3 separate regions of the Homo sapiens genome follow, and regions 1 and 3 are each linked to region 2. The links are chromatin contacts, found by Hi-C or POLR2A ChIA-PET in ENCODE. All regions are on one chromosome and are shown on one strand. Each heading gives the region's core, a stretch centred on a gene start or an enhancer-like site at or near the end of the contact. The rest is flanking DNA. Distances are from core to core; before and after follow the strand shown. Region 1 overlaps LOC105374797 (a long non-coding RNA gene). Region 2 holds the start of ZNF638 (zinc finger protein 638). Region 3 has its middle 17 kb from the start of PAIP2B.

Region 1 (4,394 bases), core at 184-2,683, 70 kb after region 2:
TACAAATTTAAAGTTATTTTTCCAAATCTTAAAATCTCACTAAAACTTTATGTGAATGGGGTTTTGTAGAAACTGAGGGAAAGGCTCATGTTGAGGTGGTTGGAACAGTGAAAAGACAGTGCTCATAAAAGTAGGGGCTCAGGAGTAGAAAGGACAGAAGAAAATAAGCCCCTCAGAAATTACTGGTAATTGGCCAGGCACAGCAGCTCATGCCTATAATCCCAGCACTTTGAGAGGCTGAGGTGGGTGGATCACTTGAGTCCAGGAGTTTGAGACCAGCCTGGGCAACATGTTGAAATGCCCTCTACAAAAAAGTTGGCCAGGCACATGTCTATAGTCCTAGCTACTAGGGAGGCTGAAGTGGGAGGATTGATTGAGCCAGCAAGGTTGAAGCTGCAGTGAGCTGAGATCATACCACTGCACTACAGCCTGGGTGACAGAAACCCCGTCTCAAAAAAAAAAAAAAAAAAGAAATTACTAGTGATGCTAATCTTTGAAGGGCTATGGACACCCACATTGGATGTCCGGATGACCTTATTTTGATTGCAAAGGGGAGGGAGGGTCTGGCTGACATTTTCCTTACATAAGGATAAGAAGATAACATGATGTAAATGTAGGTGTTTTAAGTTTATGAGAGGCTTAAATGTATGAATTTTTGTTAAAAAATGTCCATTTGTTCTAACAACATTGATTCCCAACTACTAACTAAAACAGAATGAATGGATCCTGGTTAAGCTCCTGTCTCAGTGAAATCCAGTGGACATGATTCAAGTGTACCTGTATGATGGGTAGGAGAAATGGAAATGAATATGTAAAATGTAATAATTTATACTCTTTCTTAGCAGTAAGGTTGGAAGGAATTTAGGTGAGATCATCCAAATTTAGAGAAATCATCCTTTTATTATTTTTTTTTTGAGACAGGATCTTACTCTGTTGCCCAGGCTAGAGTGCAATGGTGTGTGCACAGCTCACTGTAGCTTTGACCTCCCAGGCTCACTTGATCCTCCCACCTCGGCCTCCTGAGTAGCTGGGACTATAGGTGCATGCCACCACGCCCAGCTCATTTTTGTATTTTTTTATAGAGATGGGGTTTTGCCATGTTGCCCAGGCTGGACTCGAACTCCTGGGCTCAAGCGATGTGCCTGCCTTGGCCTTCCAAAGTGCTGGGATTATAGGCATGAGCCACCATGCCCAGCTAGGAAAATCATTCTAATGCATTTTATGTTGAAGTGTTACTAGAGCAAAAATATGGTCAAATATTCAAGAAGGCTGGTATGTGATAAAGTTCAAAAGAATGAATGTGTCAATAGCACTTTCATGGAGTGTTTAGAAGTTCTTAATTGCCCAGCTCCAGAATTCATGACTTCCATTGACCTGGCCAGAGGAGGATTACTAAACAGTCCTAATTTACAGATGGCAGGTCTGTGGCACAGGGCCTAGAAGTGATTTCCCAAGGTTATAGAGCAAGCCAAAGGGTGAGATGAAAATAGAACTGTACCTCACACTCCCATGCAGCTATATGATAACTTGTGTACTGTCAGCAAAGAGTTGTGGAATGAATGTCCTGGACAGGTTAGCATAGATTTATGGCTAAAGGAGTCTTGCTCAATAATTGCAAATGTTACTTGACAACAGCAAATGACCTACCTAATCTTATAAACAGTAACATCCTGGGCACTTTGGCAAAATCTTCAGAGAAAATAAAATTCCTGTTCGACAATTGAAAAAAATTTTAAATGCACAGCTCCATTGTCATGAAGCTACCACTTTTGTAATGCTTAAGCCTATAGAGATAGTCACCTTCAACCCTCCCCCTCTAAAGACTAAACTTCCAAGTGGTGACTCCTCAACTCTGTAATATCAGCAAACTTATAGGATCTTGCAGAAGTGTCTAAATGTTTTCATAAGTTTAGGATTTTCTAGAGACTAAAGTCTTCACTGGTAATTTTCTGCAAGTCTCCTTACTGAATTAACAGAACTAGAAAGTAGAGTGGAAGAATCTGATAGTGACAGCCTAGGGCTCAGCCACTAAATTTATGTCTCTAGGTAGCCAGGCTATGGAGAGATCGCTCACCTAGCTGTGATGCTTATACCTAGGGATGTTTTAGGAAAACAACAAAAGGTAGGACCACTATTACGTGACTGTTCTCTAGGATGGCTTCTTACGTTGTACTGATCTACTTAATAGATAGGTTAAAATTTCATGTTTTCAGAAGTGTGTTCATCCCATTCCCACTTTTCAGAAAGGATTTTTTTTTTTTTTTTTTTTTTTTTTTTTGAGACACAGTCTTGCTCTTGTCTCCCAGGCTGGAGTGCCATGGCACGATCTCAGCTCACTGCAACCTCTGCCTCCGGGGTTCAAGCCATTCTCCTGCCTCAGCCTCCAGAGTAGCTGGGATTACAGGTGCCCGCCACCACACCCGGCTAATTTTTGTATTTTTAGTAGAGACGGGGTTTGGCCATGTTGGCCAGGCTAGTCTCGAACTCCTGACCTCAGGTGATCCACCAGCCTCAGCCTTTCAAAGTGCTGGGATTACAGGCGTGAGCCACCATGCCCGGCCTCACAAAGGATTTTTAAAAATGATTTCTGTGGGCCGAGATGGCACCACTGCACTCCAGTCTGGGCGACAGAGCAAGACTCCGTCTAAAAAAAACAAAAATAGATTTCTGTGTAAATGGTCTAATACTTTCGGTCCAGCCCTAAGTGAGACTCACAATCACAGGGATTCTGTTTTGTTTTTGTTTGTTTGTTTGTTTGTTTGTTTGTTTTTGAGACAGAGTTTCACTCTTGTTGCTCAGGCTGGAGTGCAATGGTGCGATCTTGGCTCACTGCAAACTCCGCCTTCCAGGTTCAAGCGATTCTTCTACCTCAGCCTCCCGAGTAGCTGGGATTACAGGCATGCACCACCACTCCCGGCTAATTTTGTATTTTTAGTAGAGACGAGGTTTCTCCTTGTTGGTCAGGCTGGTCTCGAACTCCCGATCTCAGGTGATCCACCTGCCTTGGCCTCCCAAAGTGCTGGGATTACAGGTATGAGCCACCGCACCAGCCAGGAATTCTTTACTGCTAGTTTCCTCCCCTTCATATACGGGGCTACACTGTTACTGCTTCTGATCAGTTCTTCAGAGTCATGGTCCTGACCAGAAAATAACATCTGAGGGAACAACAGAAGAAAGAAAATTAGAGGTCCAGCAACTATTTCTCAGCAAGCTGTCACTGACTGGTAAACTGATGATAGAAGTCAGTCCCTTTCCATAGCATAACATCATATCTGAAAGCATCTTAGAGGTCCCATAAAAAGCAGGAACTACAGAACTACTTGGACAAAATGTATGTCAAAAATACCCACCAATAAAATCTGAGTTATTGAAAATGTTACCTTTACAGGCAATATTTTATTAATAAACAAATAACCCAATTATTATGAGGTAAAGGAATAATCCAAACAACCAAATTTGCATGAAACTTTCTGCTCCTTCCATCTCTTCTAGCATAAATATTTTGGCTGCTGCCGTTTTCTTTCCTTTCTAGCATCGCGGTGACATAGGTTAGGAATTTCTGTGTTAAACACACATAAATATGTAGCTTAAATACATTTTGTTGGTCCGGTGTAGTGGCTCACTCCTGTAAGCCTAGTGCTTTGGATGTCAGTGCTTTGGGAGCCTCAAGGGAGGATCCTCAAGGAAGGATCACTTGAGGCCAGGAGTTCGAGATACCAGCTCTACAAAAATAAAAATAAAAAATTAGATGGACATGGTGGTGTTGCACCTGTGGTCCTAGCTATGGGAGGATAGCATAAGCCCAAAAGTTTGAGGCTGCAGTGAGCTAGGATTGTGCCACCGCACTCCAGCCTGGGAGACAAAATGATATCCTGTCTCTAAAATAAATCAATTAGTACATTTTGGATGGGGCATGGATATAGCTTTATTCAGAATGCCTTTTGAGTATTCTTGGTCATTCTACTGTTTGGATTCCGGCAACATACAGGATTCATCTCTGCCAACCAAAATAGAAAGGCCATATTTCACACAGAAGGAAAAAGAAATGTGAAGAAATGCATGGGATCAATAGTTTATCTGGGTTGCCCGTTTTCTCCCTTCTCTTAGTTTGACCCATGCTCTATTTTACTGTCCTGGCTTTTTAGTTAGAACCCTGGTTTAGTAATTTCTGTGTGTACAATTCTAATATATGGACTATTAATATTTTAATTGATTCACGTATTCATTCATCAGTCTATTTACCAACATTTTTGTCAACATAGGGAGCACGAGCTCCTCCTACCCTTAATAAGGCTGCAGTTAAATGGGGGAAATTGTTTGCCACAGTGACAAACACAATGTAAAAATGTATGAAATGCTAAAGGTATGCTTTGGGGTAAGAAAGACTTAAGTTC
Region 2 (3,950 bases), core at 1,332-3,831:
CCTTGCAAAACAGCCCAAGCTATGTTACTGGGTACCAATACTGGAAGTACTGTTTCTAAGTATATAAGGCATTTTATTAAGGATTTGGACAAATTTAGTCCAAACCTTAATCAGTATACATTAAGGTACAGTGGAAAGAGCATGATTTAGAGTCCAGGCTCTGGTGACTACCAGCTGAGTTCATTCACTCAACATCTGAGCATCTAATACATACCAGGCACTGGGAAAGATACAAAGACTAACGTAACAATCATATAAATGGTTACAATATATATTGATAAGTTCTACAAGAAAGGCATGTAAAAAGTTTATAGAAGCACAAAATATTTTAATGAAAGTTAGATTAGAGGGCCTTTCAACTCCAAAATTCTATTACTCTAAATCCTTTTAAGCCGTTTAATTAGAAGAGAATACCCACAGATTATAATTTTCTATCAAACAATGCTGCCTAAGCACTTCAATTTTGAAATACAAGTAACAGCTAACATTAAGCACCTAGTATGTGCCAAGGAATACGAGCTTTCCATACACTGTCTCACTTAACAGTCACTCACAAAAATCCCAAGCAGGAAGTAATAATGTCACCATTTTAGAGATAAGGAAACAAAAGCTCAAGAAAGACTAAAATAATTTACCAAAGTCTCACACATACTGAGGAAAAGGGAGATGTGAATCCAGATCTTCCGACTGCAAAGCCTATTCTCTTTCCACTAAACTACTTGTCTCATTTTCTTCCACTTACATAAAAACAAAATTTCCGGAGATCACCTACTTAAGAGCACCCAAGAAAAACCCTAAGATAGTCAAGTACAAAGTGATGACTTTTTTAAACTACAGTACCTAAACCTTTTTAACCTAGAGTACCTGCCGTATACACCCTCCAAAACAAAATGCAAAAAAGGATTACAAAACAAATACAACCAATATACAATAAATATGTGACCATAAACACATTATGAAAACTAGTTAATAAAAACGAATAAGATTTTGTGATTTCTTCCAACTGTTATATTTACCCTTTCTTGGTTCCAAGACAAATAAATCCCCAAGGAAGGAATGGCCCAGCATATTTTAATGTATAACATGCTGGGACGCCCTGTAATTATTTAGAAGTACATATTACAGAATATGGAGTACAAAATAAAATATAAAATGCTGTCAAACTTTTTTAAAAGACAGCAACATAAGTCCACTAAGTCTCAAATGTCTAATCATTAACAAAATTTAAAGCTATTTGAATGTCATTTACATGTTTGTTTTTCTCCGAAAACTTCCTTAAATTCACCTTTTTTTGGTCAATCCTTTTCTCCAGGTTATCAATTTTTAATTGTAAATCTGAACCAGCAAGCACAACATCCCTGAAAAAATAATCCTTTACAACAAATGAGGGGAAAAAGCAGAAAATTTTTTGTGCAAAATTCCAGAGCTCGTTGGAAAAAGTACTTGAACATAAATCGCTGGATCCTGGTGACAAGTTTTTCATCGGGACTCCTTTAAACTACTACAATTTCTGGTCCTGGCCCCAAACTTCGCCTAAGGACAAATTTTAAGATTAAGAAAAATTAGCTTCAGGTAGCCTTCACTCTATAGCTCAATCCATGATTTTGTAATACTGAAGTATCCCTCATTAACAATTACCTCAAACAACAAAAGATCTATTTCAAACGTTCTCAAGGATTCCAGTCTGTGATATATACATTCCCCCTTCCTTTAAGAGAACGGGGCCCAAGCTAAGAATCACACAAAAACAATTCACTAACGTTCTGTTTTCACAATTCCTCTGAGAAATTTGGAAATACTGTTAGGTATCACAACCATTTATGAGTCCTCAGTCTCCCACAGAGGTGATATTTTCTTTGGTTTCATACCTGCACTACGCAGCACAGAACACCAGCCCGGAAAAGCCGCTGGATCCTAACATTCCCTCCTTCATCCCGACACCCCCTCCCCAACCCCAAACACAAACACGCTCTTCTCTCCACGCTTCTTGCACAATGTCGCTGGTCAGAGGGCTCGGCTCAAACTCCACCGCCTCTTCGGGCCCGACGGGAACGCTTCCTCCCTGCTCGGCATTCCCTCACCACCGCTTCCTCGGCTGTCAGGCCCAGCGCAGCCTCGGCAGGCCGGGCGCTGCTGGGGAAGGGGCCGCCTCGGCCTCGCCAAAGGGCTCTTCACGATCCTCGGCCCAGTGCAACGGCGTCAGGCAGCTCTTCTCGAGGCAGGGTCCTTCACGAGTACCCGGACGGGCCCTCCCGGGTAGCGAAGTGAATAAACGACGGAGCAGGGCAGCACAGCACAGCTTCCCTTCCCATCCCGGGGGTCCCCCAACCTCCTCCCGCCCCCGCCGTCTGCCCGCCGCCATTTTGTGCGGAGCCGCTGCGACACAGATACAATAGTCGGCCCGGATCTCACAGGAAGGGCTCAGGACCCCCACGATACCGGCCTCCGCCTTCCAACCCCCTACTCCCCACAGGGCAGCGGTCCTACCTATGCCTACCCGACTAACAGCTGGATCCCATCCGCGCCCCACACAGTTTAGCACTCAGCCTCCAGTCTCGACGCCGAAAACGCTACCGCCTCCAAAGAGCTGCACGCATGCGCGCCTCCCAGCTCCTGCGAGCCCTCGTAGGCTCCCGGCGCCTGCGTACCGCTGGCACCGCGCTCGCCCGAAGCCCGAGAAGAGCCGGGCGGAGCGGGCTCCCGGAAGGGGCGCTCCCGCGTGGTGGCGGCGAAGGCGTGCGGCAAAAAAAAAAAAAAACTCCAGCGCCGTCTTCACTCTTTTGCTGGTTCTGTGCCTGTCCTCTCCAAACCGCTCATCCTTTTAAGACCTATATTGTCTCACCTCCTTCATGAAGTCTTCCCTGATCATTTGTGCCTTCAATAATAACATTATATGGCCAGGCGCGGTGGTTCACGCCTGTAATCCCAGCACTTTGGGAGACCGAGGTGGGTGGATCATCTGAGGTCAGGAGTTCGAGACCAGCCCGGCCAACAGGGTGAAACCCCGTTACTAAAAACACAAAAAATAGCCGGTGGCGCGCGCCTGTAGTCCCAGCTACTAGGGGGTGCTGAGGCAGGTGAATTGCTTGAACCCGGGAGGCGGAGGTTGCAGTGAGGGAAGATTGCACCACTGCACTCCAGCCTGGGCAACAGAGTGAGACTCCATCTCAAATAATAATAACAACATTATATTATAACAGGTTATATTCGCGCCTAGCACGTTAATATAATGCTTTGTATGGTCAAGATTTTGCCTGCTTTTATCCTGTCACCTTGCACCTTTTGATCCCTATGGCAATGATGTGTGTCATAGCTACTCAAAACTGTAAAGTAGAATTCAACCAAAGCTATTCAGCTAAAACTTTAACACTCTGAAAATCCTTTTGTCATTTCACAATAAAAAGCCCTATCTGTGTGGTAGATATTTGTAATCTCCATTTTACCCATGGAAAACCTTGGGATGACAGACGTTAAAGAACTGTGTTATGCAATGTTTTATCTTCTCGAGGTGGCTGTACTACACCAATATGAAAACCCAGTCATTGTTCAAAATCTGGTAAAGCTACAAGCCCTGCCGTATGCATACCACACAAATCACACCACCCACCCTGAGTCTCACACATCGGTTTTACCTAGCACTCAAGCAAATGCATTTCTTTTATTCACATTAAAACAAGCATTTGAAAGACTAAAAAGAAAAGTCGTTTTAAAAAGATATCTTATCGGATTTTCATTTCAAACCAAAAATCCTGCTAGGGACAACAAATCAAAAACAACAAAGAAAAAGCCAACAAGCTCCCCCTAAACACCAAATAACCCATGTTAACATTTGATAAGTTTCCTTCCATACATTTCTTTATATTCATACAAACACATTATTTGCATGTAACAGGAAATGTTTTCTTTTTTCACACATTAGCTATTTGCTTTTCTGATTACTGACATTTCTC
Region 3 (4,442 bases), core at 1,034-3,533, 88 kb after region 2:
CCATTTAGAATGGTGATCATTAAAAAGTCAAGAAACAACAGATGCTGGAGAGGATGTGGAGAAATAGGAATGCTTGTACACTGTTGGCAGGAGTGTAAATAAGTTCAACCATTGTGGAAGTCAGTGTGGCAATTCCTCAAGGATCTAGAACTAGAAATACCATTTGACCCAGTGATCCCATTACTCGGTATACACCCAAAGGATTATAAATTATGCTACTATAAAGACACATGCACACTTATTGTGGCACTATTCATGATAGCAAAGACTTGGAACCAACCCAAATGTCCATCAATGATAGATTGGATTAAGAAAATGTGGCACATGGCTGGGCACAGTGGCTCACGCCTGTAATCCCAGCACTTTGGGAGGCTGAGGCGGGCGGATCACGAGGTCAGGAGATCAAGACCATCCTGGCTAACACGGTGAAACCCCGTCTCTACTAAAAATACAAAAAATTAGCCGGGCATGGTGGTGGGCACCTGTAGTCCCAGCTACTCTGGAGGCTGAGGCAGGAAAATGGCATGAACCCAGGAGGTGGAGCTTGCAGTGAGTCGAGATGGCGCCACTGCACTCTAGCCTGGGTGACAGAGTGAGACTCCATCTCAAAAAAAAAAAAAAAAAAGAAAAGGAAATGTGGCACATATACACCATGGAATACTATGCAGCCATAAAAAAAGATGAGTTCATGTCCTTTGCAGGGACATGGGTGAAGCTGGAAACCATCATTCTAAGCAAACTATCACAAGGACAGAAAACCAAACACTGCATGCTCTCACTCATAGGTGGGAGATGAACAAGAAGAACACATGGACACAGGGCAGGGAGCATCACACACCAGGGCCTGTCAGGAGGTGGGGGGCTGGGGGAGGGATAGCATTAGGAGAAATACCTAATGTAAATGATGAGTTAGTGGGTGCAGCAAAACAACATGGCACATGTATACCTAGGTAACAAACCTGCACATTGTGCTCATGTACCCCAGAACTTAAAGTATAATAATAAAAAAAGAAAAATGATAGCTGTGATTTATTAGCATGAAAAAATGCTCAATATTTTTTTCAAATGAAAAAAGGAGACTAGAGAACATTATGTATATGACAGTCCCATCTGTGGCTGTGTGTGGTGGGGGGTGTTTAAAGAGAGAGTTATATGGAAGGAAACAGGTTATCTCTGGATAATGATATTTCTGGACACATTTGCCACCCTTTTAATATTTTTCTGGTTTGCCAGCCTTTTAATATTTTCCTGGCTCATTAGATTTGTTTATTAATATAAACTGTCATTTTGTCTAGAAAAATAGACACCCTTGTCTAGATAAAATATATTCATTCTTCAGAGCCCTTGGTCATCAACTCAAGGAGAGGATAAGGTGGGCAGGACAATTCTCTTCATTTTTCAGATGGAATATCTGAGAGCTAGAAGACAGATGAGGGACCTTGCCAAATGGCCACACAGCAAGTTAATGTCAAAAGTATTCAAAAAGTATATTTGCTAGCTATTATATAATTAGCTATTATGTAAAAGTACAGGACACTTACCACAATCATTAGGAACTTATCTCAGGATGCAAGATTTACACTATGTATTCAGGTGATAACACCTAAATAGCTATGGACAAATAGCATGTGCCATAAAAATTTGAGGAATTTCAGGCTTCTGGTTAGATAATGGAAAACCTTAAAGCAGCAGCTTGGAAGGAATTCACATGGCAAATGGTTAGGAAATATCGCTCCTAAGAACAAAAGGGCAGGTGGAAACTGGAGACCCACAGTTTATTCCATTCCTGTTTGTATGGGCTCCCCATGCCCCATACAGTCTGAAACCCTTTGTAGTTCTCATTTATACTTTAGTTTTTTCCACTCTCTGTGTGCCCTTCAAGGACAAGAACCATGTCACATTCACCAGTGGGTCCACAGCACCAAGCTCAGCAGCAGATATAGAAAAGATAGTCAGTAGGTGGGTGTTGAATGAAGAGATGAATGGATGAGGCAGTATCACTATGTACAAGACCTTGGAGACCCACAGACCATTCCTGTTCTTATCTACTTCCCATATTTTCTAATTTTCCTCCCCAGCATATAGGTGAAATTAATACATGTATCACTTTTCAGGATACAAGATGCAAATACACAAGTGCTGGGGAAGTGACAAATTAGAGCCACTGTCCTACCTGTTTCCCCAGGCCCTCAACTCCTGGCTCTGCCAAGGGCTCGCTGCCCAGAAACAGATGCTGTTCTCTCTCCTGCCAGCTTGCTGTGCTGACAGCTATAATTGCTAAATGAACAGCCTGTGTTTCTAGTAGGGAGAGAGGTTTTCAAAAGAGTGTTTGGGCTCCTGCAGCCCTGGAAAGGGAACACAATATTGGGCAATCAGAAACTACCACCTCAGCAGGAGAGATTTTCCATTACAGGAGGGGTAAATTTGGAACCTGGAAGTATTCTTGGAATTTTGGTTCCCAGAGTATAGTGGGACACTTGTGATCATTGGGAATGTGGATGCACTTTGCTTTCAGCATGCAAGCTACCATAGAAAAATAATGATTTGCAGAAGATAAATTGCATAATGGTAGTGAGGTTTGTGTGTTCTGGAAGTGTATTTAGGACATGGAATCTTAAATAACTAAGTATTTATTTAATAAATAAGTATTTGTCGGGCATGTACATGTGGAATAGAGAAACCAAGAATTCTGAAAAATGAACCTTGAAGAAAAGGTAACTTTGCTGGGGAATAAATCAGACAGTCACAAAGACATAACTAAAAATGCTAGACAAAAGTGATAAAGATCATATAACAGATACAAGTACTTGCAAAAAGAAATTATTACTCCCAATCCCCTTAAAATAGATGTATTTGCAAATGAATATTTAGATTACTGAAATCAGGAGAGACCTAAGAAACCGCTAGAGAACTTTGCAAACTATGTTATTGCCATCTCTAATCTCAAATTTGCTCTGCAAAGTTTCCTTATGATAAAGACCTTTGCCCAATGTTTCTGGTCGACATTGATAATTGATAACATATTTTCACCCACATAGTCTTGATTTTTCATTAGCATAATCATTTTATACCTAGCTGTATTTTAGCTTCTGGTAGATCTATTGATAAAAACTAATTTTTAGCTTTTATTTATAACTGCTTTTAAGAAAAATATTTAAACGGAAAAACAAAAGAATAGTACATGGAATTATTACCTGCATCCAAAACTAGTTAAATTTTTGTCATATTTACTTCACATATATGTATATATATGAGTATGTATTACTAAACCATTTCAAAGTGAATTTCAGTTGTCATGAGTTAATCTTTAAATATTTTCTTAGAGCTCGAAAACATTAAGAATATTCTCCCTATTAACTGCAATAGCACCATTACAACCAACAAAATTACCAATAATTCTCTAATGCTATCTAACATCTCCAGTACATATTTGTATTTTCTCAACTATTCCAAATGTATCAAAAGTATTTTAAAGCTTATTATTTAAATAAATGGTCATTGATATCGTCATTACCACTAAATAACTATCACAGTATCATGTGTATTCTTAGTTATATAATGTTCCCTCCTAACCTGTGCATTTAAGTTTGGCCAGCCTACTCAAGCATCTTGAGATTGCCCCCCTCTTTTTTTTTTTTGAGACAGAGTCTTGCTCTATTGCTCAGGCTGGAGTGCAGTAGTGTAACTTCGACTCACTGCAACCTCCGCCTCCCAGGTTCAAGCGATTCTTCTGCCTCAGCCTCCAGAGTAGCTGGGATTACAGGCGTGTGCCACCACGCCTGGCTAATTTTTGTGTTTATAGTAGAGATGGGGTTTCACCATATTGGCCAGGCTGGTCTCAAACTCATGATCTGCCCGCTTCAGCCTCCCAAAGTGCTGGGATTACAGGCGTGAGCCACCATGCCCGGCCTGGCTATCTTGACCCTTTCTACAAGTTCTAGCTAGGTCCTCTTTCCCTTTTGTGTTGTTGTTGTTGTTTGCCTTTATTCCTTACCTTCCTTTCGTCTGGCTCCTAACCTAGCTTTATTTGCTTTTGTCACCTCTCAGACGTGACACTACTTTCCCTCTCCAATCTTAGCCTTGGCTCTCTTTTGAACAGTTGTTGGACTCTCCCTCTGGATGTCTTTCTGTCAGCTGTTCTATCCTAATTGACTTAACCAATGCCAACATCAGCCAGATTATGCCTTTGAGGTCTGCTGGGGCCCCTATCTTGGGGGATGGGACATCCTATCTTGGGGCCCTGTATTGGGGGATAGTTCATGATGGGTAGAGTGGAGGGGATTTCAAGTACCATGGAGGATTTGTCATGATTCAGCCACACCAGTCTTGCCCTGCCTCACTGTGGCTGACTACTCTTGCACGGCCCCATTCCTGGCTCCCATGTCTCTGCCTGGCAACTTCACATTGCTGCTTCATTGAACTATCTGTTTGGTGCTGTTCTC

The links. Hi-C counts contacts between places; a loop is a spot of excess contacts on that map. ChIA-PET counts read pairs that join two places held with the same protein, here RNA polymerase II (POLR2A). Pooled maps may share reads with other maps.
Region 1: POLR2A ChIA-PET joins it to region 2 with 10 read pairs in WTC11. The contact joins the enhancer-like site here to the promoter of ZNF638 in region 2. A Hi-C loop is called at or near these places in 21 of 168 maps with a recorded cell type or tissue (B cell, CD8-positive, alpha-beta T cell, PC-3 and 11 more), 12 of 37 single-sample maps with no recorded cell type and 33 of 50 pooled maps. POLR2A ChIA-PET finds 5 or more read pairs at or near these places in 17 of 52 experiments (A549, AG04449, CD4-positive, alpha-beta T cell and 12 more).
Region 3: a pooled map shows a loop between it and region 2 (2.6-fold over the local background). The contact joins the enhancer-like site here to the promoter of ZNF638 in region 2. A Hi-C loop is called at or near these places in 2 of 50 pooled maps. POLR2A ChIA-PET finds 5 or more read pairs at or near these places in 6 of 52 experiments (Caco-2, H1, MCF 10A and 2 more).

What each region holds. Positions count from the first base shown.
Region 1 is chr2:71,258,795-71,263,188 of GRCh38, reverse strand. All of the region lies in intron 2 of LOC105374797 (a long non-coding RNA gene), which reads left to right. Among named protein-coding and RNA genes, the nearest start is that of PAIP2B, 34 kb to the right of the region's middle. Within about 2 kb of position 1,433, at least 2 of the 41 ENCODE cell types and tissues checked have a DNase peak (open chromatin) inside an H3K27ac peak, as active enhancers do; they include heart right ventricle, where a contact is called at or near this core.
Region 2 is chr2:71,330,413-71,334,362 of GRCh38, reverse strand. ZNF638 (zinc finger protein 638) reads right to left here and starts at 2,581. Exons shown (of 28, transcript NM_014497.5): 1 at 2,488-2,581. RefSeq lists enhancers at 1,615-2,300, 2,301-2,988 and a silencer at 2,572-2,781.
Region 3 is chr2:71,241,697-71,246,138 of GRCh38, reverse strand. No RefSeq gene overlaps it. Among named protein-coding and RNA genes, the nearest start is that of PAIP2B, 17 kb to the right of the region's middle. Within about 2 kb of position 2,283, at least 5 of the 41 ENCODE cell types and tissues checked have a DNase peak (open chromatin) inside an H3K27ac peak, as active enhancers do.